2 separate regions of the Homo sapiens genome follow, and region 1 is linked to region 2. Evidence: chromatin contacts called from ENCODE Hi-C data. All regions are on one chromosome and are shown on one strand. The core of a region is the stretch at or near the end of the contact, and the rest is flanking DNA. Distances in the headings are between cores, read along the strand shown. Region 1 overlaps RYR2 (ryanodine receptor 2). Region 2 overlaps ACTN2 (actinin alpha 2).

Region 1 (2,820 bases), core at 43-2,542, 350 kb before region 2:
GATCTCCTGACCTCGTGATCCGCCCGCCTCAGCCTCCCAGAACCTACAATGTTTTCTATTAAGCAAGAACTCCTAAGTGGGGCTCATAGTACAGCATCTATAACTTCTAAGTTAAGATATATAAAGTATATGTTGTCCATTGATGTTTTGATGTCATTGTTTAATGTGTTGGTCTATTTTATTTTAGTAAACATAATAATGCTTATAAGACTTTTATTGGTTCATCCTTCTTTAGCCCTCCAGCCTTTTATTTCCCCCATATGGCCTTAGATTTCTTAATCCAAATTAACCTCCCTTTGTGTTACAGACTAAATGTTTATGTCCCTCAGTCCCCCCAAAATCATATGTTAAAATCTTAACCCCAAATGTAATGGCATTAGGAGGCGGGGCCTTGGGAGGTGATTACTGCCCTTTACAAAGGGACTTCAGAGAGCTCCTTTGTCCCTTCTACACGTGACAACACAGCAAGAAGACAGCCGCCTATGAACCAGGAAGCGAGCCTTCACCAGACACCAAATTGCTGGCACTCTGATCTTGGGCTTCCCAGCATCCAGAACTGTGAGGAATAATTTCTGTGGTTTCTAAGCCTCCCAGTCCATGGCATTTTGTTATAGCAGCCCAAATGGACGAAGGTGCCATGTCTGAAAAAGGGACACTGTATACACATCACACTGAGAAATCCATTTTTTCAAGGACAGTTTCAGCCCTCTCTCCAGAAGTCCACACTAACCACCTCCCAGCAGCTCCACGACTCTCTGACAGACAGCGAAAACCCCCACATTTCCAGAATGAAACTCTTGATCTTCACTCTTTCCAGGACCGCTCCATCTTAGCTGGTGAAACATCATCTGTCTGCCAGAAACCTTGGGATGATCCGGACTCCCCTTCTCTCTCTCAACCCTCATCAGAACCATGAGGAAATCCTCCTGGCTCTATGTCCAAAAAAATATCCAGGGTCCTGCTGCTCGGTGCCACCTCCCCCTGCTGCCACCGTGCTGCAAGCCACATCAGAGCCTGTCTGCAGCCCAGCGGGAGCTGGTGCAGGGGAGCTGTTCTCCCTGCCCACCCCTGTTTACCAGGAACATCTATTCTCAACACAGTGGCCAGACGGGTCTTTTCAGAATGAAAATCAGAACGAGCTACCCCTCAGCTCAAAGGATTGCAATGACTCCCATATGGCTAAAAGTAATAGCAAGAGCCCAGTCCTCTCAACAGCCCTCAAGGCCTCCTCCACCTGCCCGGCCCACACCCGCAGCCCCTCTGGCCTCCCCACCACTGTGCCCCAGTCCTGCTGCACACTCTGTTCCTTAGAGTCTCCAGGCACACTCCCACGTTGGTGCTGGCACTGGCTGCTCCCTCTGCCTGGAAGCCCATGAACTAACTCCCCTGCTATCTTCAAGCTGCTCAACTGCTACTATCTCAAAGAGACCCACTCTGATAACTATGTTTTTTGTTTGGATTTTTTTTTTTTTTTTTTTTTTTTGAGACAGAGTCTCGCTTTGTCGCCCAGGCTGGAGTGCAGTGGCGCAATCTCAGCTCACTGCAACCTCCCACCTCCTGGGTTCAAGCGATTCTTGTGCTTCAGCCTCCCAAGTAGTTGGGACTACAGCTGCCAATTTTTGTATTGCTGGCTAATTTCTGTATTTTTAGTAGGGACAGTGTTTTACCATGTTGACCAGGCTGGTCTCGATCTCCTGACCTCAAGTGATCTGTCCGTCTCAGCCTCCCGAAGTGCTGGGATTACAGGCATGAGCCACTGTGCCCAGCTAATTTTTGTATTTTTAGTAGAGACAGGTTTTCACCATGTTGGCCAGGCTGGTCTCAAACTCCTGACTTCAAGTGACCTGCCCGTCTTGGCCTTCCAAAATGCTGGGATTACAGGTGTAAGCCATTGTGCCCAGCCTGATAACTACATTTAAAATCACCACTCATTCCCTCCATCACCCCCTTATCCTGTTCTACTCTCATTTTCCCCCAGAGTACTTACGATCTTCTAACATGCAATGCAATTCATTTAATATGATTGTTTTTCAACAGGTCTTCCCCACCAGACTCTCAGCCCCATGAGGGCTGAGTATTTGTTTAACAGCATATTTCGGGCACCTAGAAGAGTGTGTGGAATACAGTCGGTGCTCAATAAAATTTCAGCCTTCCCCAAACGTAAGGTGAACAAAGCAGCTGGGCTAGCTCAGGGTTCAACCAGCCGTGTTTGCCGGCACTGAGACTCATGTCAGGAAGGGGGAGGACTCACAAGATGTGAGCAGCACCCCTTATTCGTGAGGTTCTAGAAGGCCTTTCTGCACTGAAATTTCTCCCTGACAGTCTGCCAGAAAGCCTGAAATTCCCAGCATTACCATCAGACCGTTGAGAAGACCTCGAGGGAGAAGGGAATGTGGCAAACTCATCACAGCCATTAAGCACCAGGCACAGATCAGCCAGCTTGAATCTCCACTGCACGATAGTCAACAGGTACAGAGGGCCTGCCACGCACAGGCACTGTGCTTGCAAACTCGGTACAAAGATGAGGAGGAGACTCCTTTCCTATCCGTAGGGAGATGGGGGTCTAGGCGGGGAGAGAAGTACATATACAAGTAAGTACAGTGCCCTGGGTAAAACCTGAAAGAAAGGTTTACACAAGGCCCTAGAGGGTGACCAGGACCCAGTAACAGCTGGGAGAGTCACAAAGGCTATCAGAAAGGAGAAGTGACTGACAAACCAGTAGAATTTGCCGGGCAAAGAAAAAAAGGCAAGGGAACAGCACCTGCAAAGCCACATAATTGTAAAAGGCACAGCACATTTAAGCGATGGTGTTGGTCAACT
Region 2 (2,700 bases), core at 72-2,571:
AGGCTTAAAGATCCCTAACTTTCATACTTGTAGGTCTTAACAGGAACAAAGAAAGACAAGTGCATGAAGAAAGCACCCTGAGGAGGTGGCATGGTCCCCGTGAGAAGTGAGCGGCACACGCCTGTCTGGCTGCCGTACCTCCATCGTGTAGTTCGTGTGCTTGTTGTCAAAGACAAGGGCCTCCTGGATGAGCTGATGGTCTCCCTCCAGCTTGTCGATGTTGTTCTTATAGTTGATGATGTTGTGCTCATACTGCTTCAGCTGGTTCATCTGGTCTTCCAGGGCTCCTGTGATCTGGATGGAGCTCCGGGCAATCTCCTGAGGGGGGCGAGTGAGCAAGCAGAGAGAGAAGCAGAGTGAAGTGCCCTCTAAGGGAGCTCGGCACGAGGCGCCGTTCCAGACCCTGCATGGGATGCTAGGCCAGCGTCAGGCAGCGGCCAGTGTCACTCGGTTCACTTTTCTCAGAGGAAGTGGGGACTGGGTAGCATCGCAGAACAAAACAAGGTCTAGTTCTAGTCTGTCTAGAAAATGAGGAAAAAGTCAACCAAGATCCAAAACAGAGAGGCAAGAGGGGTCAGAGATAAGTCCTTCAGCTTCTTGCTGTGGGAAGGAAACGCCCTCGGGCAGAGCTACCCTGCTCTGGAGGAGGCTGGGGGTGGGCTGCCTGGGTGGAGCTGCCAGACAGATTGAAGACCCACGGGATGCTTCCTCCATCAGAATTTCTTATATTTTTACATGGTCTCCGCTTTAAGAAAAAAGTCAATATTTCAACACCAAAAGGGTGGTGGGACAAGAAATAAGTGGGTCAATAAATGTCTCCTGGCTGTTCTTGGTGATCAAAGGACAACAGGGTTACTTAAAGACCACTGTCCCTGAAATGTTCTGAAAATGCAAAGTATTTGTGGGCCTTCACGTGTCCTCCTTGTAGGGATAGATGGTTTGAAATCCAGGCCCTGCAGAGGCCAAAAACGGAGAAAGCCCTGTCACCATTTTTAGTGAGAAAATAAACAGAACCCAGCAAGACCCCCCTCCCCTTCCTTGAGTGCCGCCTTCCTGCATTCCATATTGTGCTCTGGTTTGCACACTGTCCCCAACAGCCAGGGGCTGAAAGATAAAGCCGGGGTGATAACAGAACGGTGCTCCCACCTGACTGAGTGGGTGGCTGGAAACCACAGCATGTGCGGTGTCACTGCTGCGTGGCTAAAGGGACTTATCGCAAGGCTTGTGAACAGCGCCTGGGAGGGCGCTGGCTTACCTCCATCTTGTTCTGGATCCAGGGCCCAATGGCATTGGCTTGGGCAGCAAACTGGCGCCTCAGACGCTCGTTAGCATGCTGGCGAGCCAGCTCCTCCTGCAGGGATTGATCGCGGATGGGCACGAGTTGCTTCACCTGTCAGGGCCCAAGGACAACAAGGGTTAGAGGCCAGCTGTGGTCTCATAGGAACAACCACAGAATGCGGGAATAGTCCAAGGGGTGGGGGTGGGAGTGGAGAAGGAGAAACGAAGGGAGGAGGGTGTAGGGGGAAGGAAGAGGGAGGATAGGGAGGAGGAGTCCCTAGTCTAGGGACTACAGGATGAGCTTGATTTAGCTTTGACTGCCATCTAGTGCCACCAAGTGCCTGCTGAAAGACAGGATGAGCTGGAGGGTATTTAAGAGCCTGCATTAGGAGCAGCGACCATTCTCCTCCAGCCAGAGGCTCTAGGCCTGCTGCACAACTAAGTCAGGGCCAGGTCCAGAGTACAGAGGATTTGTGAACTTGGATGCAGGGAACACTGGCGTGTTTATTTTCACCATCTCGGATTAAAATGTAGCACTCCCTTTGTTTATGAATGACGTGGACAGCAAATCTGCAGCAGTATTTAGTAGTCCCTGTGACCTTATCACAGCATAAATCATAGACATTCCATACTAACGTTACGGTTATGCCTGCCTCTTGCAACAAATATCACGTACACTCAGCCCTACTCCAAAATTATTGGACCTGCTGTTAGTTCTTGGTTTTAAACGTGTTAGTAAAGAAGCATATACATGACAATAACTTTAAAGATATTTGAATAACTACATTTCAATATAATTTGTTTCCTTGGTAATATTAAATATTTTTATAAGTTTACAAACATTATTATCAGAAGGAATCCACAGGCTTCCCCAGACTGCCAGACGGGTTCATGACACCAAAATGTGAAGAGCCCATGCTGGGTTCATGAGTTCGATTCTTATACCTTGTTGGCCCACAGAAGAGTATACACCTGTCTACCTGCTTTCTGTTCCATTTGTGAGTTACATTTTAATGCTATGCCTCCATTCTCTTTCAATCAATGGAAGAGAAAAAACTACTTCAAAAATCTTTCTTTGTGTCATCTGCAAAACTGCTACTAAAAGCATTATTATTGTCTTTTTGTTTTCTTTAACAAAAATCCATTTGCTTTATAACTTACTGATGGGAGAAAAGTTTGTCTCACTTTAAAAAATGATATATTTCTGCCCAGGCGTGACGGCTCACACCTGTAATCCCAGCACTTTGGGAGGCTGAGGTGGGTGGATCACCTGACGTCAGGAGTTTGAGACCAGCCTGGCCAACATAGTGAAACCTCATCTCTATCAAAAATATAAAAAATTAGCCAGGCGTGGTGGCGGGCACCTGTAATCCCAGCTATTAGGGAGGCTGAGACAGGAAAATCACTTGAACCCACGAGGAA

Evidence for each region. Hi-C counts contacts between places; a loop is a spot of excess contacts on that map. Pooled maps may share reads with other maps.
Region 1: a loop to region 2 is called in a map with no recorded cell type, with 8 times the contacts of the local background. The contact joins two enhancer-like sites. A Hi-C loop is called at or near these places in 3 of 37 single-sample maps with no recorded cell type and 2 of 50 pooled maps.

The regions. Positions count from the first base shown.
Region 1 is chr1:237,104,498-237,107,317 of GRCh38, reverse strand. The region is part of intron 1 of RYR2 (ryanodine receptor 2); the gene reads right to left. Among named protein-coding and RNA genes, the nearest start is that of RYR2, 64 kb to the right of the region's middle. Within about 2 kb of position 1,292, at least 3 of the 41 ENCODE cell types and tissues checked have a DNase peak (open chromatin) inside an H3K27ac peak, as active enhancers do.
Region 2 is chr1:236,752,637-236,755,336 of GRCh38, reverse strand. It overlaps ACTN2 (actinin alpha 2), which reads right to left. Exons shown (of 21, transcript NM_001103.4): 16 at 1,256-1,390; 17 at 139-318. Among named protein-coding and RNA genes, the nearest start is that of MTR, 41 kb to the left of the region's middle. Within about 2 kb of position 1,321, at least 3 of the 41 ENCODE cell types and tissues checked have a DNase peak (open chromatin) inside an H3K27ac peak, as active enhancers do.